Regions from separate parts of the Homo sapiens genome. Here regions 2 and 3 are each linked to region 1. A link is a loop called in an ENCODE intact Hi-C map of the cell type or tissue named here. Cell type or tissue: B cell. All regions are shown on one strand.

Region 1 (8,000 bases):
TAATATTAAGTACTAGATATATTCTAGGCCTTAGTCTAGCCATTCTAGAGACAGTGATGACTCAAGCAGTTTTGCCCACAAGGAGCATACAGGTATGCTGGAGGAGGAAAGCAGGTAACTGTAACAATGTGGAAAGTACACAGGTAGAACTAGTCATAATATGAAATAATGATACAAGCATAAAACTTCACTGTCACGCTGAGTGGGGCCAACAGTTCAGTTGTGTAAAATGTGGTTCTGTGACTTGTGAAATCAATGTAGTGAATTGGGCAGTCCCATTCAGAGGACAGGAGCCACTGTCAGTCACAGTTTAACACCTCCATGCTATTGCGATGCACCTGTCTATGGGATTTACCATAACAGTAACAGCCATTATCTCTCCCCTCTACCATGTACTAGGCCCTATGCTAAGCCCTTTCTGTGTATTCTCTCTTTGCATCACAAAAATCCAATGATCTTGGTACTGTTATAAACGGTACCATTTTAATGAAGCAGCCACTGAGGCTCCAGTCGTAAATAAGCCTGTTTTGCTGCCTCCGTGTTGGCGGCTGAGGGGTTGTCCTGGTGTGGAATTTGGGGGAGAGAGGCGTGGTCAGAAAAGGGTCCTCCCAGGAGATGATGCCTGAGTGGACTTTTAATGGTGAGCACTTGAGGCTGGCCCAACTGAACATGTTCAGCATCTACAGGTTTAAATTTATGCAAATATTCTTTTACTCCCCTATCTCCAAGTTAATAAATTTACAATGTGAATTGTAATGCATTTGATTTTATATTGGGGCTTTCAAATGACCGAAACTCAGGAACTTTTTATCCTGATGCTGTTGTTTGTGGTTTGGGTTTTTGTTTCTGAAACGGTAGTTAGGTAGCTTGGCATAATCAGCCAGCTGGTCTTCAGGAAATAGTCTTTGGTTTAGCAGCAGACTCTGACAAAAGTCTGCTTTGGGCATGTAAACATGCTTGGTGAGTCTTCTTTTCTTGGCCTCCGTGGACCTTCCAGCTCTTCCCTAGAGAGTCTTCAGGTCACATGAGTCAGGGGCTTGTGGAGCCCTTGGGAGGATAGAGCCAGCCTGGATGGAAGAGAGTCTGGCCACTGTTTATCCCTTCCTTAAGCATCAGGTACCTGAAAGAAGGCAGATGGCCAGGGAGGGACCCTTTGGGCTACATGAAAGCATCACATTTTGGAAAAATTGTTTTCTTCATACCCAGCCCCTTGTCTGGGTTATTTTTAAGATATAAAAGGGATGCCTATTACCAGAAACATTAATATAATGATTCCCAGTCATTGTATAAAAATAAACAAGCAAAGCTTAGCAATAGCATGTGACTCATGGGACTGGCTTATGTGGCAGTCACTGTAAACCATATCATCTCTTATCTCTCTCTTCTGATGAATATCCCTCCCCGTTTTTTAGTGCAGATACTTTATGAAACAATGAGAACTCATAAATATACATGCAGGTGCTGAACATCTTGTAAAAACCCACAAACATAACTCCTGCACACGTAAACTCCGTCTAAATGATATAAGGCCATGATATGCAGCTGTGTGAAGTTGCATATGGATTTGAACTTGAGTGACTGATTATCCAGCACTTACTAAGTGCCAAGACTTGGAATGAATCCTTTCCATGTACTATCTCATGTAATCCTCACAGCAACCCCATGAAATAAAGCACTATTGTTTTACCCATTTTACACATGAAAACTCTGAGGTTTAGCAAGCTTGTTACCCGGACTAAGGTCCTATAAATAGAATAGATTATAAATGGGCCTTAACTAATCCATAGACAGAAGCACCTAGCAGTGTGTCACAGTGACTGACCTGGGAAATGATGGAGCTAGACCTTGAAGCCTAATCTGTCTCCAGAACCTGCGCTGTTAATTACCACATTGTTCTGGGCACTTTGTGCCAATAATGGATTCATCAATTCATTTGATGAACCGGGGGTGATTCATTGCTCAGTTTCCCTCTAGAGTCACCATGCCAACTTCGCTAATTAAAACTGGCCAGAAAAGTATGTGTTGTGTGTGTGTTTCCTATTTATGATTATCCTCAATGTTCCCCATCAAGAGTGAAACTGACCAAGCCCATGGATAAGAACCCCCTTTATCCATGTTTAAAGATTCTTTAAGTACTCCACTTAGCAGTTTAAAACAATTGTTTCTTCTTTCACAGAGTGGGAAAAATCTGGGTGGTTTTACTGGACCCTTTGTGAATGTGTAGGAACGTCCCAATCCTATACTGTGAAGAAAACGTATGGTGCCTCATCTGTTCTCTCTGCTTAGCATTAGTTCAGAAATTTAATCCTAGATCCCACAATCCCTCTGTGTAGAAATACTCATTGATGGAGCTGGAGTTGCAGCCATGGAGATATTTTGTCATCTGGAATATCCTCATTAGATTCTGGGCTTCTGAAGGCAAGGTGAAGTATAAGTAAAATATGGCCAGTTTTCTCCAGCAGAGTTAAGCCTTGGCACTTATGTACATTCTTGCAGTGTCTCTTGCCTCCTTGCTAAGGAAATCGGTTAAGTAGGCAGAATAGCAGGAGATTAGGGGAAAAGCAATTCAGTGTGGTTAAGGTGCCAATGTGTGGCAAGACCATAAGTGCAAGGAAGTTTACAGAGTGCTGTTTGGTGGTGATGAACTCTCTCCGCCTGTTGTGTTTTCATTCAAACCTCAGATGTGCTATTTGACCTTAATACATCTGCTCCATTGTAATATCACAGGTAATAAGCACACAGGAAGCAAGAAAAAAATTGCTTATTGACTGAAGTGACAAAAAACTGTTATTTTGGTGTTTCCAAGTAATGTATTTCCTACAATCCTAATTGTGTGACAGAAAAACTCATTGCCAGGAAATTATGTTGTATTTGCTTAGGCTTCATTCTAAACATATGAGGCTTTGGGAGAGTTAATAAAGTTTTTATTTTATGTGTACTGAGATATTCTGGTGCCCACAGGGCAGAAGAGATGGTTCATATTGTTGTTCAGATATAATTAAACCTAGGTCACATTCAAGTCCATTAAGCAACAGCCTCAAATCCTTTTAATTAATGGATTCAGATTGATCTAAAGAAGCTAATTAAATTTTTCCCAAGATTTTCTATTTAAATAGACAAACATTGTGCTGCTTGCATTTCCTCCAAAGCTGTTCTTTGAAATTTAGAGTTGATGAAGGTATCCACACTTCATGGCAGGCCCTGATTTTCAGAGGTCAGGAGGCACTGTGGGTTCTCTGACTAAACCTGCAGAAATCCTGATCTGCGTCTTCTGGCACTTTTCTCCTCAGTCAGAAAGATCTGGACTCCCTGTGCTATCTTATGCCCAACCACGGCCTGACAGAGGTCATTTGTTTTCCACTGGAGAGCCGGCACATCCTCTCCAAAGTCTGATAGGAGAGGGCAAATCAGAGATCACAAGTCTGGTAGATAACAACCCTGGATTCTTCATATTCCATAAAGCTGGGATGTCGTGGGACTAGTACATTCCCACTGTTTCCTTCCATTTCATCTGCAGCAGTCAGATCTCCCCCACCCCTGAGCCACATGTCCAGGCCACACCCTATAGTTAGAAGTTCTCTCTGACAATCTCGTTTCTGTTAGCTGTATAATAAGAGTAAGATGCAGAGCAGGAGCTTCCTAATGGTAGTAGAGCTTTCCCTTTATCCTACAGCTTCCAGGCTCCTGGCTACCATGTTTTCCTCACCACCATCACCCCCACCCGTGATCTCTGGTGGTTCTGCTGCCCAAGGGGGAAATGACCCAGCCAGCATTAGGGGCTCTGCTGGCCTCTAAAGCTTCTTTTCTTCCCAGCTCCCTGCCCTGTGGACATCTCTGGCATTGTGATCACGCAGTTTTCAGGAAACGAAAATTTATTCTTTCAAAAAACCAAAAAGATTGAGTACCCTATTCTGTTCAAAACAAAAGTAAATAGGTCCAGAAAACCTGAGATGTTAGTGCTGTGCCCCAGAATTCCTTCAGGAGCTACCTGGTTCTCCAGTATGTCACCCATGGGCTGTGCTCAGGGTTGGCCTGACACATGCAGCCCGGCAGCTTGGGCCTGGCACCCTCCAGCTGAACCTTTCTAAACGATCATTCAATTAGAGCAGCTGCTAAGAGAGGAAAGCTGGTGAGAAGGAGGGGATTGCTGTGAAAAGACCGAGGGAAAAACAGAACCAAGCTTGCAGCTAAATCTAGTTGAGCCATCTCCTTCATTCTCAACACCTGGCCTTGTGGTTGGGTGATGCTCTGTGATGGCAGAAGGTAAGGACGCCCTGGGGCCCAGTTATCTTTTCTCACTTAATGTGCCCCTGGGGGCTGAAACAGAACAGGCTTTTATGTGGGTAGAGAGGACACAGCTTCGTCAAGCCCAGACCTGGACCCTGCCCATCAACAACCTGCAGTGCTCCAGCAGTGTGAAGTACACCCACTGTGATGGTACGTGCCGAGGCATTTCTGTGAGCAGTTATTTCATTTTTGGACCCAGGAAATCAGCACCACTGAACTGCAGCTTGTCCCCTTTGTCATCGTGGCTTCCAGCTGCTGTGGTTGCTCTGAGGACTGAGAGCAAGTTGTTGCTGCCATCTATGGTCTGTCTTGGGGGAAGCACATGGTTTGCCTGCTGGAGAGGGAAGCAGCTGCCTTGCAGATTCAGCAACACAGCACCCTCTCTCCCCTCTGAGGGGAAAATCAACACCAAGATGTTGGTGTCCCCAGTGTAAACCCCATTATGAAAACCTGTGTTTACTGACCTACCATCATTTTAAAGCAGTTCCGTTTGAACTGCAATCAAACCTCCAAGTGACCTTTCTGTCCCTCCGCCCAGCATTCCTGAAAGGGCCTGTTGTTTCTTTGGTTCAATGAAGAAACCTTCTGTGTAGTTAAGCAAGTGTTTTTCCAGTCATGTCTCCTGGTGAGTTACAGAAGGATTATTGTTGGGTCTTGGTGGTGGTGGTGGTTGTTTTTCTTTTAATACTCCATCCTCCCTACCCCGTGGATACCCCTAGACACTTAATTTTTTAGTTCCTTGGTGGAGGAGAGCATAGTGAGTTGAGCAGCTTTGTGGGGACTTTAAAAGTTCGTAGTTTTTCAGATCCTGGTGTAAGCTGAATTCTCTCTGCCCCACCCCCCAGGGCCTGGGAGCCTTCCAAAGTGAGGTGTCCACACGGGAATGGGCCACAGAATCGCCGCCTGCAAGCTAGGAATGCCCGTCCTGCCTGATGGTCCTGCCTGATGTGTTCATACGCTGTGTGGTTTTCTGTCTTACAGTTGTTTGTTGGACTTGGGTTCCCTTACGAGGGCCCAGCTCCCCTGGAAGCTATCGCAAATGGATGTGCTTTTCTGAATCCCAAGTTCAACCCACCCAAAAGCAGCAAAAACACAGACTTTTTCATTGGCAAGCCAACTCTGAGAGAGGTAAGCATCTATCAAAATTATTCCATTTTGAATAATATGAATAATAGCTATTTATTGAGTGCTCATGTAGGTATTAACTTCATCTAACATGATTGGGTGGGAGGGTGAGGGTATAGAGGCTCAGAGAGGCAAATGACCTGATCACATCACCTTGCAAGTTAGGGGCAGGATTTGAATCTACTTCTGCCTTCACCAAGTAAGGGATCTTGACACTCTACCCCCACTCTAGCTTACTGTAAACTCAGACAATCTAGCCTCTGATTATAGCTGAACTCTGGTTTCCTGAATGTTTGAAGTTTAGGGAGTGAGATCAACTGGTTAGCAGATACTTGTGAAGAATCTGCTCCCCATGATGGGCTTTGGAGAATAAAAAGTGGGCTGTGGGAGTTTTCAAAGAGCCATCAGCCTCAGGATACCATATGTATCATGGATAACTGAAGTAATGTGACTGATTTTTTTCACCCACCATCCCAAGAAGTAATCCTACCATTGCTAGAACCATTTGCAGAAGCCTCATTTGAATTGCCTTCAGAGATCCTGTTGAAAATCTGCAGTGTGTGATGAATCACCATTGAGGGTAGTTGGATTTGATTTAGGGCAATAAACAAAAGTCTTTTACAGCTACGTGTGAGTGATCAAGCTGGGTGTTTCTTCATCTGGTCAGAAATAGGTGTGTGCAAGAAACCATAAGATTGATTTTCTGATTATTTCTATGTAGTTAGTAGTAAGTGACTCTGCAGGCAGCTTATGAAGGGAAGTCATAGCAGCATCCTTGTCATTCAGGGCCTTTGGCTGGGGGATTACATTGATTAGCATCCGTCCCATGGCATATCAATGTAGAAGGACAGTTTATAAAACATATATTTTTCAGTTCTACTTTTAAACCCCTTCTGAGTCATTTTCTCTCCCAAATAGTATATAAGATGCATTTTCAATGGTTATTTTTTATTGATCAGTCAGAAACCTTGACAATTTATAGAACTGATTACTTTGAGAGTTATTTTTCTCTGACCCTTCCTGTCATTGGTGAAATAGCCAAAGGAGATAGAAGTTCAATAAGATCTATGTTTATCTATAAAAGGTTAATCCGTGGCCCAGATAACCTTTGACAAGGGTTGTGCACACACTTGTGTGTGTGTGTGTGGTTTTTTTTTTTTTTCCTTCTGCTAGAATAATAAATTTGAATTCTTCATTTGGGGAGTGGTTTTGTATTAAGAGGTCAGTTTGTTCATTTATAAGTCGGCAATACTTAATGTACATCTGTGTGCTAGGTGCTGTAGGAAGTGCTAGGACACAGAGACTGGGGACATTCAGTCTGCCGTGAACCTATTCTTTTGAAAAGTTTAAAAAGATGCTGCCCAGCAGTGAAAATATCTCAGTTTAGGAATCTCTGCTTTAGCATGTGACTGACTTCTTTGAAACTTTGGAGTTTGGCGGGGGGAAAGAAACTAGTAAATCATCCCTCGGGTTTTTTGTTTATTTTTGACAAAAAATATGCTTAAGGTGTACACCTTGATGTTTTGATAAATATACACATTGTGAGATAGTCATTACAATCAAGCTAATCCATCACCTTACATATTAAATAGATATTTTTTTCATGGTAAAAACACTTAAGATCTCCTTTTTTGGCAAATTTCAAGTATGCAATACAGTATTGTTAACTATGGTCATAATGCTGCACACTAGTTCTCCAGAACTTAATCAACTTGTATAACTGAGACTTTGACCAACATCTCCCCATATCCCCACGCACCAGTCTCTGGGAATCACGAATGTATTCTCTGCTCTGCGAGTTCAACCATTTTACTGTGAGTTGAACTGTGAGTTCAGCTAGGCTGGTCTGCATGTGGGATCATGCAGAATTTTCCTTCTGTGCCTGGCTTATTTTACTTAGCATAATATTTTCCACATTCATCCATGTTGCCGCCAGTGATGGGATTTCCTTCTTTTGCAGGCTAAATATTTCATATACACATAATTTGTTTATCTATTCATCCACTGAAGGCCACTTAGTTTGTTTCCATATCTTGGCTATTATGAATAATGCTGCAGTGTACATGCGAGTGCAGATACTGCTTTAACATACTGATTTTAACTGCTTTGGATATATACCCAGCAGTGGGATTGCTGGATTATGTGGAGTTCTATTTCTTATTTTTTGAGAAACCTCCATTTTCTTTTTCATTTATGGCTGTAACACATTACATTTTCACCAGCAGGGTACCAAGCTTCCCTTTTTACCACATTCTTGCCAGACACTTGTTATCTTTTGTCTTTTTGATAAAAGCCATTTTAACAAGCATGAGGTGATATCTCCTTGTGGTTTCAATGTGCATCTCCCTGATGATGAAAGATGTTGAGCACCTTTTCATATGTTTGTTTGCCTTGTGTATGTCTTCTTTCGAGAAATGTCTTCAGGTTATTTGCGTATATTTTAATTTGATTGGTTGGGTTTTTTCCGCAGTTGAGTTGTAGGAGTTCCTTATATACTTTGGGAATTAACCGCTTATTAAATATGTGGTTTGCAAATATTTTCTCCCATTCCATAGGTTGCCTTTTCACTCTATTGATTGTTTCCTTTG
Region 2 (8,000 bases), 200 kb before region 1:
ACTTTAAAAGAAAGAAAATTCTCATGGGCCCCTAAAAGTTTGGTGGGCCTTTAGGCACTTGTTTAAGTTGGCCTCACACCTCTCTGGACATTCATTTCTTCACCTGAAAAATGTGATGGTAGCTACTTTGCAGGTATGTTGTGGGGATTTGATCTGATGGGAGTAATTCCCTCTGAGTACTTACTACCTGGCACAAGCTAGGAGTTATCATACATGGGCAAAGAGAAAGCATTCCATTTAACAGTGACCCTTTGTACAGGTACTTATAAAAGGATCAGATCTGTCTAATCACTGTGTAATTTTTCTTAATTAACCATGCTGTTTACATGGAGATTCTTTTCCCTCCTAATCTTCATTCTTATTCATGCTAGCGCTCATTTCATGCATCCTGGTGATTCCCACCATCTGTAGGGTTTGACAGCTCTCCCACCCTTTGGGAGGATGGTGCAGTCACGTATTCATCTATTAAAGGAGAATGAATGGAGATGCACTGGGCCTTACTGCTGTTGGATTTCTTAATCTCAGTACGAGAAATTCTAATTTCTGCCTAAGTCCCTGTTCTGTACTGTGCCCCTTTCTTCCTTGGCTAATGAAATTAGCCAAGTCTCTCAAGTTGACTTGAGAGACTCAAAAGAAAACTTGGTAGTTAGCAAGTGGTGTGATGTCCTGGGGTTAAGTGAGGGCGTTGGCTAGCCAGAACTATGATGGAGCAGAAACAAGATGTCATGGAAGGTAAGAGAGCTGGCCAGTTGGTAGAGGGGAGAATTGGGCACATAAAAAGAAAAAACAGATGCTGGGAGAGGGAGTGAGAATGAAGGGCAGTACCCCAGGAAGGAGATTTTGGTCTCTTTCCTGTAGGAACCCAGGAAATCACTATTCCTTAAAACCAAGGAGATTGACTAACACTGTACCTTTTTAAGAGGACTTGATATTGCTCTTCAATTGTAAAACCATTCAGTCAGCTTGTGAACAGGTATCTCTCTGGGGATACTATGGGAAAAGCCCTGCCCTCAGTGAGCATATAGTTTGCTGGAGGGGAGTCACACTCCATCGACAAACAATTAAGACTGCTTCAGGTCTTCCAAAGTGTTCTGAAAAGACAAAGACAGGCAGGAAAAAAGGGTGGTGAGTGGTTGCTTTTGGTAGGCTAGGGTGATAACTGAAAAGTTGCAGGTGAGGCTTCAGGGAAGGAAAGGATGATAATACATAGACCTGCAGGAAGAGTGTTTACAGCAGAAGGAGCAGCAAGTGCAACGGCCATGGGTCAGGAACAAGCTTCGGCATGTTCAGGAGAGGACAGAAGGCCAGAGTTGTGTGCATGGCATGTGAGTAAGAAAGAGAGTAGGAGAGAGGTCAAGGGGTAGGCAGTGGCCAGACCATGTAGGTAATGGTCCAGTTTGGAGTTTGCTTGTAGCCAGAAGCCCCTGATAATTTTATACCTGTGAGTGACATCCTCTGACATTTACACTTCAGAAAGATGGCTTTTAGCCCTGCGGAGGGTGGGGCTAGAGCAGGCAGGAAGACGAGCTAGGAGCCTATTGCTATAATGTGGGTGGGAGGTGAGGGTAGCTTGGAATGAGATTGAAATAGTGGAGATAGTGAAAATAGATTTGGGGTACATTTTGGAGGCAGAGCTGGTAGATACTGATGGATTAAATATGAGGGGTGGGAAGGAGTGAAGAGAACGTACACATGAGGGCTTAAGGGTCTTGCTGGAGCAGCCGGAGTGGGAGATGCTGTTTGCTGAGCTGCTTTGTGCGTCTGTCAGAAAGCAGCGGCTCTCTTTCGGGCCTGCTAAGCTGGGGATACATACTAAACACTGAAGTGGAGCTCATGAGTGGCACATGGATGTTTGGATCTGGACCTTGTTCAGTTGAGGGGTCAAGGATAGATACATGAATTTGAGAGCCTCCACTTACAGTTGGCATTTGCAGTCGTGGGACAGGGTACACTTGCTGAGGGAGAGAATATGGATAGAGAAGAGATTTGAGGACAGAGCCCAGGGGTGTCCCAACAAGGTGAGTTCTGGGAGAGAAGTCAGCTGGGGAATTGCTTCAGTGTCCTGAAGGCAGATCAATGAGAAGGAGCAGTTCTATAAATAGAAATCCCTGCAGAGATGTTAGAAAACCAGCATTACAGCATGCCAAGAGATAGAATAGTGATTAATAACTGCTTAAAAGTGTATGTTCTGCCACTGGAATGCTAGGAAAGCTACCCAAAAAGGCTGTTCCTAATTGAGGAATATGGTTCTTAAATGTTTACATTGCCTTATATTTGTGATAGGGATTATTGGCTTTGTGAGCAAAGCTCTTTGACATTTGTGGATGGAGTGTACTCATTATTGAGAGGAATTTTCTGAAATGAATGTCAGTTCCTTTTTTCCCCTAAGCTTTGCTTTGAATTACTATACAGTTTACTTAAGAAACCTGTGATCAGCGAGAGGAAAGAGAAGTGATTTCTGAAGCTTCTAATGGCCACTTCCTGCTGAGTCTTAGCATTCTATCCTGTCAAGTATGCTAATGGGAGAAGGAGCAACATCTCTGGATACAAAGGATCGCCAGGATGCTGATGTGAATAGTAGGGGTGAGCTAGCTCTGTCCTCATGCCCAGACCTTGTCCTGATCTGTAGCACACATTTGAGAGACAGGAGCTGTATTAATTGCCTATTGCTGCTGTAACAAATTATTACACTTAGTGGCTTAAAAGAACATGTTTATTTTATGGTTCTGGAGGTAAGAAATCTGAAACGGCTCTGTAGTAGGCTAACACCCTCCAGGTGTTAGGCTGTAACTCCTGAAACGTGGATGTAGCCTTATGTGGAATAAGGGTCTTTGCAGATGTGATTAAGCACCTTGAGATAGGGCAATTATCGTGGATTGTCAAGATGGGCCCTAAATGCCACCTCAAATGTTCTCCTCACAGAGATGCAGAGGAGGATTACTCAGAAGAGAAGGCAGTGTGACCACAGAAGTAGGAATTAGCATGCTGTGGCCACAAGCCAAAAAATACATGCAGCCACCAGAAGCTGGAAGAGGCAAGGAACCGACTGTCCCTAGAGCCTCTGGAGGGAGCACGGCCCTGTCCTGCCTACCCCTTCGCTTCTACCCAGTGATACCAATTTCAGACATCTGGAGTCTGGAACTGTGAGAGAAGAGTTTTCTGTTGTTTTAAGCCACTAAGTATAGGTAATTATTAATGACAATTTGTTATAGCAGCAATAGGGAACCAATACAGAGTCTCACTGGGCTAATCCAGTGTCAGCAGGACTGTGTTCCTTTCAGGAGGCTCTTAGAATCTGTTTTCTTGACTCTTCCAGCTTCTAGAGTCTGTCCACATTCCTTCACTCATGGCTTCTTATGTCTTCAAGCCAGTCTTTGACACTTTTTAGATAGTGATTCTTCTGCTTCCCTCTTCCGCATTTAAGGACGCTGTGATTGCATTAGACCCACCTTGATAATTATCTTAAGGTCAGCTGATTAGCTACCTTAACTCCATCTGCATCCTTAATTGCCCTTTGCCATGTAAGGTGTAACATACTCAGATTCTGGGGCTATGACAGAGACATCTTTAGGAGCTGTTATTTTGCCTTAAAAAGGAGGCAATTATTTAAGTATATAAGGTGAATAGTTAGGTCTTTCTCTCCAGGAAACCTAACTTGTCATTCAGCGGTTACCATGCATGGGTATCTTCTTCCAATTGCCTGAGCCAGCCAGACTTTCATGTTTGAGCATTCAGATTGGGCTTTATTTCTCAAGGCATGTGGCAAACCTCACAATGACACTGAAAGGTTAAAAAAAAAAAAAAGAAAAATACAGTTGCTTACCAGAGATACTGATCGTTTACTTCTGCTAGGATCAGAAGAGATTTTAAGAGCTTAGTGGCAAATCCTGACCTTGGAAAGCCCTGCCTTACCAGGGGTCTTGTGCAGAGGTGTTATTGAGATCAGACACCAGGTTGCAGTGATATGTATCATTTGTGCTCTTGCCATCTACCGCCCCCTGCCTGCCACCAAGCCAACCTCAGGAGGTCTTTGCCCAGAGGCTTGGCAAGATGACTTTCCACAACTCAGGGAGGTTTTAAGGAGAGGGATTAGCATTGACTCTGATACCTTGTTGGTTTGTGTGTCATAACTTAAAGGTCCATGCTTCTCAGCTGGCCAGTGGTCACACCTGATTGGAAGGTGAAAAGACTTTGCGTTCTACTTCCAAAAGTTTTCACATTTGTCACACTGTCCTAACCCTATCAGCTTTGTTGCTATCATTGTAGTGAGGCCTGCCTAGGGATGATAAGTGAAGGATCCCCAAGGACACATTAAGACAGCACATAGAATCAGAGTTTTCAGACTCTTGGCCGAACTTTTTTTTTTTTTAAGCAGACCAGTATTTTCCAAACTTTGGACTTAGTTTCCACCATATTCACGTTACCACCTATACTTGTTACTTAACATATTTTCTTCAGTTTATCCTGCATCAACTCATTTATTTTAATTTGGTCTCATTCTAATTGACAGCATATAGCAGCTTATGAATTTGATGTGCGTATGCATGTTGCAACAAATACTTAACTATTAGTATGTATGCTACGGTGTAAATGTACCACACTCAGAAAAAACCTTATTAGACCATCCTGACTGTTTAGGAAGCTTGGTGCCCAAGGGAAATAGTCTTTGACCATCAGCCAGAATTTGGTTAGTTTCAGCAGATAAGAGAGTAGCTGGTAAGCTACTTAGGAACATTTTAAGTAGAATATGTGAGAAATGAGGATAGGATATGCCTTTATTCCCAGCAGGCAAAAACATGCATTTATTTACTATAGTTGTTATAATATAAATAACATAGATGCATATGTATACCAGAAACATGGTCTTTATCCCATTTGTGGATAAAAGCTAAGGAAGAACTTGTATTACTTATGTATGAAATGCCCAAGGGAACAGAGCCTAGACAAGTTCTGAAACTTAATATCTAGGGAATGTAAACATTTAATAAAACATTACCTTACCCACCTATGTGGCCTTTCTTGGCTGGACTTCTAAAAAATTTTGTTTTTATACCATATTCTTTGTTTTAGGAAAGCATTATCTTACTCCCAGCCTCTGGGGAAAATAAATAACCGAGAGAATCAATAAGGAGATGCCCCAGTGTTGTGGTCAGTGTCTGTTTTTCCCCAGTGTTCTGGGAGCAGGGTTTCCTGGTGTTCTGTTACATCAGCATGAAGGAGGCCTTGTGCATGGGAAGACCCAGACCTCACTTCCCCTGTGTCACTTGCAGTCACTTGTCTTCCTCTTTTGTTTTTGTGTATTTACCGGGGATGAGGAGGTGGATGGGCAGAGGGATTGTATATAGAACTGGCTTATTTTTTTTTTATTTTTTTTTTTTTTTTTATTTTTTTTTTTATTTTTTAATTATTATTATTATTATACTCTAAGTTTTAGGGTACATGTGCACATTGTGCAGGTTAGTTACATATGTATACATGTGCCATGCTGGTGCGCTGCACCCACTAACGTGTCATCTAGCATTAGGTATATCTCCCAATGCTATCCCTCCCCACTCCCCCGACCCCACCACAGTCCCCAGAGTGTGATATTCCCCTTCCTGTGTCCATGTGATCTCATTGTTCAATTCCCACCTATGAGTGAGAATATGTGGTGTTTGGTTTTTTGTTCTTGCGATAGTTTACTGAGAATGATGGTTTCCAATTTCATCCATGTCCCTACAAAGGACATGAACTCATCATTTTTTATGGCTGCATAGTATTCCATGGTGTATATGTGCCACATTTTCTTAATCCAGTCTATCATTGTTGGACATTTGGGTTGGTTCCAAGTCTTTGCTATTGTGAATAATGCCGCAATAAACATACGTGTGCATGTGTCTTTATAGCAGCATGATTTATAGTCATTTGGGTATATACCCAGTAATGGGATGGCTGGGTCAAATGGTATTTCTAGTTCTAGATCCCTGAGGAATCGCCACACTGACTTCCACAATGGTTGAACTAGTTTACAGTCCCACCAACAGTGTAAAAGTGTTCCTATTTCTCCACATCCTCTCCAGCACCTGTTGTTTCCTGACTTTTTAATGATTGCCATTCTAACTGGTGTGAGATGATATCTCATAGTGGTTTTGATTTGCATTTCTCTGATGGCCAGTGATGATGAGCATTTTTTCATGTGTTTTTTGGCTGCATAAATGTCTTCTTTTGAGAAGTGTCTGTTCATGTCCTTCGCCCACTTTTTGATGGGGTTGTTTGTTTTTTTCTTGTAAATTTGTTTGAGTTCATTGTAGATTCTGGATATTAGCCCTTTGTCAGATGAGTAGGTTGCGAAAATTTTCTCCCATGTTGTAGGTTGCCTGTTCACTCTGATGGTAGTTTCTTTTGCGGTGCAGAAGCTCTTTAGTTTAATTAGATCCCATTTGTCAATTTTGGCTTTTGTTGCCATTGCTTTTGGTGTTTTGGACATGAAGTCCTTGCCCACGCCTATGTCCTGAATGGTAATGCCTAGGTTTTCTTCTAGGGTTTTTATGGTTTTAGGTCTAACGTTTAAATCTTTAATCCATCTTGAATTGATTTTTGTATAAGGTGTAAGGAAGGGATCCAGTTTCAGCTTTCTACATATGGCTAGCCAGTTTTCCCAGCACCATTTATTAAATAGGGAATCCTTTCCCCATTGCTTGTTTTTCTCAGGTTTGTCAAAGATCAGATAGTTGTGGATATGCGGCATTATTTCTGAGGGCTCTGTTCTGTTCCATTGATCTATATCTCTGTTTTGGTACCAGTACCATGCTGTTTTGGTTACTGTAGCCTTGTAGTATAGTTTGAAGTCAGGTAGTGTGATGCCTCCAGCTTTGTTCTTTTGGCTTAGGATTGACTTGGCGATGCGGGCTCTTTTTTGGTTCCATATGAACTTTAAAGTAGTTTTTTCCAATTCTGTGAAGAAAGTCATTGGTAGCTTGATGGGGATGGCATTGAATCTGTAAATTACCTTGGGCAGTATGGCCATTTTCACGATATTGATTCTTCCTACCCATGAGCATGGAATGTTCTTCCATTTGTTTGTGTCCTCTTTTATTTCCTTGAGCAGTGGTTTGTAGTTCTCCTTGAAGAGGTCCTTCACATCCCTTGTAAGTTGGATTCCTAGGTATTTTATTCTCTTTGAAGCAATTGTGAATGGGAGTTCACTCATGATTTGGCTCTCTGTTTGTCTGTTGTTGGTGTATAAGAATGCTTGTGATTTTTGTACATTGATTTTGTATCCTGAGACTTTGCTGAAGTTGCTTATCAGCTTAAGGAGATTTTGGGCTGAGACGATGGGGTTTTCTAGATAAACAATCATGTCGTCTGCAAACAGGGACAATTTGACTTCCTCTTTTCCTAATTGAATACCCTTTATTTCCTTCTCCTGCCTGATTGCCCTGGCCAGAACTTCCAACACTATGTTGAATAGGAGCGGTGAGAGAGGGCATCCCTGTCTTGTACCAGTTTTCAAAGGGAATGCTTCCAGTTTTTGCCCATTCAGTATGATATTGGCTGTGGGTTTGTCATAGATAGCTCTTATTATTTTGAAATACGTCCCATCAATACCTAATTTAATGAGAGTTTTTAGCATGAAGGGTTGTTGAATTTTGTCAAAGGCTTTTTCTGCATCTATTGAGATAATCATGTGGTTTTTGTCTTTGGCTCTGTTTATATGCTGGATTACATTTATTGATTTGCGTATATTGAACCAGCCTTGCATCCCAGGGATGAAGCCCACTTGATCATGGTGGATAAGCTTTTTGATGTGCTGCTGGATTCGGTTTGCCAGTATTTTATTGAGGATTTTTGCATCAATGTTCATCAAGGATATTGGTCTAAAATTCTCTTTTTTGGTTGTGTCTCTGCCCGGCTTTGGTATCAGAATGATGCTGGCCTCATAAAATGAGTTAGGGAGGATTCCCTCTTTTTCTATTGATTGGAATAGTTTCAGAAGGAATGGTACCAGTTCCTCCTTGTAC
Region 3 (8,000 bases), 230 kb before region 1:
CCCCTGGCAGGGAAGCGAGGTCCAGCTGTGTGCCCAGGAAGATGACAAGAGTGCGGATTTCAGTGAGTAGCTGGCATTCCTCTCGCCTGCCCTTTCCCGTTCTTCTGATTCACTGATCAGAATCTTACTCACTATTGCATTCTTCTGTCCAAATGAACTGATTTATTAATCTATTACGCCTGGGCATGATGATGGTCAGGCATGAAATTTTTATGCACTGGAGTAAGAAACAATGGAAAGCAGAGAATGGAAGTTGCCTCAGAATTAATGGCCAGTGCTCATGCAGGCTCGCAGTCAGCAGCACGGAATGGCCGATGCTGACAATGAGAGTGAATTGGCGATGTGCCATAGGCTGCATTTGGATTTTGTTTAAAAAGTCAAGGTATTTATGAGTTGAGAGTAGTGCTCGGTTCTCAAAAAGTACACAGCACTTAAGCAGAGGGAAACTGCATAGGTGTATCGGTGTGAGGCCAATTGGTAGCCCATGATGAAATGTGGCAGAGGTAATGTAATGTGATTTAAAAAACTTAAATAGCTGTAATATTTGCATAAGTGTGCTTTTTTTCTTCGTGCAGTGGTGAATTAAAGACAAAACCAGTTTTGTTTTGTTTTGTTTTTTTCTCTCAAAAAAAAAAGAGGTGAGATTTTGGGAGTGAGTTTGGGAGAGATTCTAGGCAGGAAACTTTTAGGCTGTAAAAACATCTAAAACTAAAACTTCTAAAAATTGCTTCTAGAGCCAGTGTTTCATAGGGCATGAATCAGGAAAACTAGACTAGGCATTTCTAACAGATTCTAATACAGATAATTGCATATTTAGGTGATGAAAGAGGAGAGTTACCAGACTGTTACAGCAACCTAGAGATTTGTAACCTCAGGAAGATGTCCACCCCCAGGACTGTGGAGGCAGGGTGGTGGGGGTGGCAGCTGATGGAAAGGGCATTGGGTCCTTTGGAGAGAGCTGTCTCCCTAGAGAAGGTTATCCCACCCAGCAAATGGAGTTGGGAGAGAGACCCAGGCACCTTCCCCTCCCAGCTTCTGATGGTACCTCCCACAGGCCAGCACTACTAGAAACCAGGTGGCAAGGGAGCTTGGGAAATGTAGTTTCCTGTGATATTTGTAAAAGGACAAAGTATGCAGAGAATGGATTTGAGAGCAAAAAGGCAGATGGCTGTGGCACAAGGATTATAACGTTGGTGCAAAGGAAGATAAGTCGAGGAGTAAGAGATTGCTCTAGGGAAAGAACTTGAATTCTTGATTCCCTTCCCCCGTGCCACATTCCTTTGTGGCTTTGTTAACACCTGTGTCCTCTCTTCATGTTTCTGTCATGCTCTTTACACTGCATGATATTTACATATTTGACTCCCTGTTAATAACTAACATTTACTGAATGTTTCCTGTGTGCTTTATCTGCATTAATTCATTGACTCATCAAAGCCATCTGTGAAGGCAGGTATAGTCCATCTTCATTATTCTCAGATTTCTGTATTTGTGAATTTGTGTCCTCATTAATACTTATTTGTAACCCTGAAATCAATACTCTGCACTTTCCTGGTCATTCATGGACATACAGAGTAGAAGATTTGAGTTGCCTGGTGTCCATGTTCCCAGCTGCGGATGAACAAGGCCTTCTTGCTTCAGCTCTTATATTGCAAATAAGTGTTCTTCTTCTACCTGGTTAGTACCGTGTTTATCCTTTTTTTGTGCCTTTTTTTAAAAAAGTGATTTTACTGCTTAAAATGGCCCCCAAGCATAGTGCTGAGGGGTTGTCTAGTGTTATTAAGCACAAGAAGGCTGGAGAAGGCTGCGATGTATCTTAGGGAGAAAATACGTTTGCTAGATAAGCTTCATGCAGGCGTAAGTTGTAGTAGTGTTGGCTGTGATTTCAGTGTTAAAGAATCAGTAACATAAGGTGTCGTCAAACACACACATCAACTATGCATTGATCAGTTGGTGAAAATGTTGTGACCAGGGGCTCGCGGGTACCCAACCCTGTATCTTCTCTAGGAGCAATGTTTCAGGATTCACTAATTCAGTGTTTGCAGAGACTTTATAGAACAAGACCATTCTGGGCACTGCAAGTTGGCTGTCCTATTATCAGCTTATAGAGACTGAGGCAAGTAGAAGTCTAGAAGTTGTCCAGGGTCACCCGTAGGATCGGAACCCAGGCAGTCTGGTCCCCAACCCTTTATTCTTCCCTGTTCTGCTTTCTTGCCCTTCATATCTGCTTCATGCTCTTTTACACTTCTGAATCTGTCAGAGGCATTTGAACGAGAGTAACTCCATCTTAAATAGGGGCTAAATATGAGAGTGAGACCTGCCGGGCTGCATTTCCAGGAGGCAGGGCATTCTTAGTTCACAGGATGAGGTAGGAGGTTGGCACAAGATACAGGTCACAAAGACCTTGCTGGTAAAGCAGGATGCAATAAAGAAGCTGGCCAAATCCCACCAAAACCAAGATGGTGATGAAAGGGACCTCTGGTCATCCTCACTGCTCACTACAGGCGAATAATAATGCATTGCATGCTAAAAGACTCCCAGCAGCACCGTGACAATTTACAAATGCCATGGCAATGCCCAGAAGTTATCCTATATGGTCTAAAAGGGAGAGGAACCTTCAGTTCCAGGAGCTCCCCACCCCTTTCCCAGAAAATATTTCACTACTTGTTTAGTATATAATCAAGAAATAACTGTAAGTATACTCAGTCCAGCAGCCCATGCTGCCGCTCTGCCTGTGGAGTAGCCATTCTTTTGTTTCTTCTCTAATGAACTTGTTTTCACTTTATGGACTCACTCTGAATTCCTTCTTGTGGGAAATCCAAGAACCCTCTCTTGGGGTCTGTATTGGGACCTCTTTCCAGTAACAAATCTGCTGCGGATGCTGCTGGAACCAACTCTAGGGCTATTTTTAATACTCAAATTCCTCTTGGTAAAGTCAACAGGTACCACTGGTTTACCAGGATGTTTGTAATCCTGGTGTAAAACCATGTATTTCATAGGATCAGTTCACACAGCAACGCTATGAAGCATGTGTTACCTTTCATTTCAGAAATAAAAACTGAGGTCTTGGAAGGCTGTGATTTGCTTAGGGTTCCATGATTAGAAAGCGGCAGAATGTGCCTCCAAATGCCTCACTCTTGTTACCATACCAAGGCTGGCTCAGGACTAGGCTCTGTGAGGACCGCACTCCTGCCCTCACCACGGTTCTCATCTGCCGCTTCTGTTCTACTTTGACCTGACCTGGAGAAAGCACATAATGTTAGAACTGTGTGTAAAATAAGAGATTCCAAGAAGGAGACCAGGAATGTTTTCTTTAGGGGCCAGGAGTTTTTTCTGTAAAATGCCCATTTCCATGTTTACAGAAAATCTTTTATAGGGTGGAATAACCTTGGAAAGATGTTAATTTGTTTTTCTTTTCAAGGGGCACATTTTTGAAAGAAAACAAAGGGAAGATAATTTGAAAGAGCTGCAGATACTTTCTCAGCGATACCCTGTCTCGCCTAAACATTTGTTCTCATTTCTTCTCTAGTTTCCTTTGTGTGTTTAAGTGTATTTATTTGAATAATAGATATACATGTTAAGAATTCAAAAGGTACTTTGAAGCCTTCCACCCCAGAAGTAAGCAATGTACCTGATTTCTTGTGTACTCTTCCAAAGATGTTCTAACAGTGACTCTCAACCAGGGACAATTTTGTTCTCCATGGTCATTTTTACATCTTGGTGGAGGTTGGGAGAGTGTTACTGGCAGCTTCCAGTAGGTAGAGTCCAGGGATGCTGCTAAACATCCTACAATGCACAGGACGGTCCCCACAGCCAGGAATTATCCAGCGTAAATAGTAGTGTTGAGGTTGAGAAACCCTGCTCTACACTCATGTAAACCGGAAGGGCTTACGTGTGTCCACAAGAGCTTTTGTGCCTAAACTTGTTTTTCTTGTGTGGTTGGGAGGTTTTTGTTGGTGTGGTTCCTTTTGTCTCCTGAGGGTGGGGCAACGGAAAAGGTCCTCCCCAGGTGCAGCTGTTGTGAGGGGACACATTGTCTGTAGAGACTGAAAACAATCTGACCTCAGCCAGTCTGTTTTTTTCTTTTCTTTTTTTTTATTACAATGCATGTGCAGTTCTAAGCTGGTGATAAAATACTTCCTGAAAAATCTTTGGTTTGTCTAAATTCTAAATAATTGCTACTGTCACTAATTACATATGTATAGATAAACACATATATATTTATATATACACCTCAGATTAGTACACTTCTTACACCTTAATTATTGCATGCCACATGAAAGCTAATTTGGAGAACTCCCTATTACACAGTTGGTCCCAATGCACATGGACTCAGCTCCACACTTCGCCTTGAGTAAATTCCTGTTTAGAATTGTTGGAGCTTCCTCTAGGTGCAGTTCACATCTCTAACCCTTATGGTACAATATGCTCTTGTGTTTAGAGATTTGTAATAAAAAATGATAGCACAATTTAAGGTGAAGAAACAGAACTTGAGTTTCTTCACTTCCCTCATTGTGTGTGATCACTAGGAGATTTTATGTGTGATTAAAATGTAAAACGGTGAAGAAGTGAACTGTGAGTATAACATCTGGTTAAGTGCATATGGTATGCTTTGGTAGTTCATAGAAGAAATATAATATTGAGGCTCAGAAATAACTTTAAAATTGACACTCTTTCTAAATAGTTGTTTTCAAAACTAAAGAATGATTCAAAAGGATGTTATGATTATTGATCATTACATGATTATTAGAAATAATTTTGTATGGAGGAGGGAATTTCAATTAGTGATCTGACCTGTTGTCATCTATGATAGCTATATGCCATACATAGGATGGTTGAGATCTTTAAGAGAAATGAGTGAGAGAATGAAAGCAGGCCCAATAAAACAATATGTTATTTCTGTTGATCTGTGGCATCTGTCCGCAGGAAACTGGTGCTCTTTTAAATGCTACATAGAATTGAAATTCTGACCCATGATGGTCTTTGTGAGAGTAGACCAAACTCTACCCTTCATCCTCAGTATTTTAAGACTTTGTGTTGATTGATACATTTACACAAAGAACAGTGCACACATCATTGGTATGCAGCATGATTTACAACCAAACACACCTGTGTTAGGAGTACCTAGGTGGAGAAACAAAACATGCACAGCCCTGGAAGCTCCTCGTGTTCCCGTTTCCGGTCACTGTCACCGCCACCCCATCACAAGCGTACTTAATCACTGCATTGACTTCTAACAGCACAGGTCAGTTTCACCTGTTTTTCTTTGTTACATAAATGGAATTATATAGTGCATGTTAGAAGATTAGTTTTTTTTTTTTTTTTTTTTTTTTGAGACAGAGTCTCCCTTTGTCGCCCAGGCTAGAGTGCAGTGGCCTGATCTCAGCTCACTGCAAGCTCCGCCTCCAGGGTTCACGCCATTCTCTTGCCTCAGCCTCCCGAGTAGCTGTGACTACAGGCGCCCACCATCACACCTGGCTAATTTTGTTTTTGTATTTTTAGTAGAGACAGGGTTTCACCGTGTTAGCCAGGATGGTCTCGATCTCCTGACCTCGTGATCCACCCGCCTCGGCCTCCCAAAGTGCTGGGATTACAGGCGTGAGCCACCGCACCTGGCCATAAGATTAATTTTTAACCAATTTCTTGGTTTTGATTCTAACTGTTGATATTTGAAATATTCCCAAATGTGGCAATTAAACAAACTGGGCAATTTTCAGTGGTAGAGTCACAAAAATTCCTTGTTCCATGCATGGGTTCACTAATCATAATATTGTTCTTCAAGGTAGTAAAATTAATACGGTTGCTTTCATAATGAAGAAAACAACATAATTACGTCACTCGTTGGGCTTTAGAACTTTATTTGGAAGGAAGATAATATAGAAATTAGATTTGTGTTCATGTATGGATTGACGCAATCAAGTTCATTTGAAGCTAGAGTAACTTACAAGCTTAAGATGTGACCAGTGAGCTGGGTACACTGTATAGAAACTTATCATTGGATTTGAGTTGGAAACAATAGCATTGCAGTGCAATCTTACTACATCAGTATATTATATTCTGAATACCATTTTCTGAGTAGTAGTAGTCTTGTCTATAGAAACTGAATGGATAGCCTGTTTAATAGTTGAAGTTTGGGCCAGGAGGAGCTGAAATTGCCCTTCATGCCATGGGGAAATGGAGCACTCAGTTTGAAGGCCCTTTGTAATGTGGAACTGTTAAATTCACTTTAAACTATTATTTTTAAAAAATAGGCTGTCTGCAGCCATCATCCATGGTGAGGATTTGTATTCTCCTTCTTGGATCTGTCACGGGCTGGCTCGCTCATGTTGAGCAAGGCGGCCAAGTTTGGAGCTTGATGTGGCTTCCATTGAGGTGTTACGTGGGCAGCAGGCCATGCGGGACATGAAAAACGTTTGCCATGCAGTTTCTGTTGGTCCCAGCCGAGACGAAAATGAACAGTTCTAGCAAAATTGCTAAGTCAGGGATGTTTGTCTCTGTAAAGTTGCTTTTTTAGCTCACTTAATTTTTTTTGTCTGTGAAAGCCTTTCTCTTTTTTAATTCTCCCCTTCAGTGGTTTCTAGCCATCGTCTCTAATTAAAATAAAGAATCTTAGCTTTATTTTTTGAAACTTATTTGTACCCACTTTCTAAATCTGCCTTTATTTTTTGCATTTTCCAGCCTCTGATGATGGAGAAATAATGGTTGCAAATAAAAACCAGTTCAGGAGGAAACTGTATCTGAGACGGGAAATGGATCATGTTGCTTGTGAGTTTCAGGGCTCTTCAAAGTCAGCCTTTGAGGACAGGAGAGTCCTGAGTCCTACTTGGCATTTCAGGCCCCTGCCCACTTTGGCCTCTCTAGACTTTCCTTGGCCTCTCCCTGCCTGTCTTTACATTCCAGCCTGCAGGGAAGGGTACCCTTGAGTGTGACTGGTGCTAGTTCTGCTCTGGGCATGTGCTCTTCTCTCTGCTGGGGATGCCTTCCCCACCATCTTCTCTTTGTCCTTCAAGGCTCCTTCCAGAAGCTAGAACTGATTCCTTTTTAGAGAAGTCTTCCTTCATCCTCTTGGATCATATGGGAGATGTTTCTTCTGTGTTCTTGCGATACTGTGTGCATATCATGCACTGCCGCATTTGCACACTGCTGTGAACCCAGGATCCACAATGGTGCTTGGCACGTAGTAGAGCCTCAACAGATACTTGTTGTAGTAGGGTACAGACACATCAGTAGATAATTATAAAATATAATTACTGATGTGTCTGTACCCTACTACATTTTGAGAGCAGAGAACATGACTGAGCAGAGAGCAGAGAGCATGACTGTTCACATATTCAGTGCCTGACAAAGGTGCTCAGAAATGTCTGCATCTCCATGCAAGGCTGGCCAGAGCGGGGACATTTCAGAGGCAAGGGAGACTTTTCTTTGCTCTGCAGTCATTTATTTTATTTCAATAGTTTGGGGGAACAGGTGGTTTTTGGCTACATGAATAAATTTTTTAGTGGTGACTTCTGAGATCTTGGTGCACCTGTCCCTTGAGCAGTATATGCCAAGTGAAGTAACTCAGGGATGGAAAACCACATATTATACGTTCTCACTTATAAGTGGGAACTAAGCTGTGAGGATGCAAAGGCATAAGAATGATATGATGGACTTTGGGGACTCTGGGGGAAGGGTGGGAGTGGGTGAGGGACAGAAGACTGCATATTGGATACAGTGTACTCTGTAGTCATTTATATTAAGTCTTGAGTCCTTAAGAGCAGAGCCTCATCCTGCAGCCCTGTGGTCATCGAGGGAATTCCAGAATGCTGAAGGATAAGAACTATGCCTTTCAATCCCCTATCTTTACCCCTCTTGTTTTCCAAATGGGAATGGCTTTGTATATATGAAGGTGCTGATGAAAGTGTTCGTGTCTCAGAGAAAATGCTTGACGTTGAGCTGATTACTTTGCTGATTGCTGATGCAGGAAAACATCAGTAAAAAAGAAACTTAAAAGTGGGTTATGT

The links. Hi-C counts contacts between places; a loop is a spot of excess contacts. Peaks named below come from ENCODE experiments on the same cell type or tissue, not always from the same donor. Only the 100,000 strongest peaks of a DNase experiment are listed, where the experiment ranks them.
Region 2: it touches region 1 in a loop (4-fold over the local background); 16 of 110 quality-filtered maps call a loop at or near these places.
Region 3: it touches region 1 in a loop (16-fold over the local background); 3 of 110 quality-filtered maps call a loop at or near these places.

Annotation. Positions count from the first base shown.
Region 1 is chr2:134,407,601-134,415,600 of GRCh38, forward strand. It overlaps MGAT5 (alpha-1,6-mannosylglycoprotein 6-beta-N-acetylglucosaminyltransferase), which reads left to right. Exons shown (of 16, transcript NM_002410.5): 12 at 5,269-5,415. Among named protein-coding and RNA genes, the nearest start is that of MGAT5, 160 kb to the left of the region's middle. In B cell, CTCF peaks have their summits at 4,578 and 4,783; a DNase peak (open chromatin) is centred at 4,551; H3K4me3 peaks cover 525 bases; H3K27ac peaks cover 4,553 bases.
Region 2 is chr2:134,203,787-134,211,786 of GRCh38, forward strand. It overlaps a transcript of MGAT5 not described here. Among named protein-coding and RNA genes, the nearest start is that of MGAT5, 46 kb to the right of the region's middle. RefSeq lists a silencer at 2,832-3,126. In B cell, CTCF peaks have their summits at 4,003 and 4,203; DNase peaks (open chromatin) are centred at 2,445, 3,995 and 5,235; H3K27ac peaks cover 4,965 bases.
Region 3 is chr2:134,177,475-134,185,474 of GRCh38, forward strand. It overlaps a transcript of MGAT5 not described here. Among named protein-coding and RNA genes, the nearest start is that of MIR3679, 54 kb to the left of the region's middle. RefSeq lists an enhancer at 5,824-5,993. In B cell, CTCF peaks have their summits at 4,010 and 4,210; DNase peaks (open chromatin) are centred at 1,177 and 3,967; H3K4me3 peaks cover 314 bases; H3K27ac peaks cover 6,240 bases.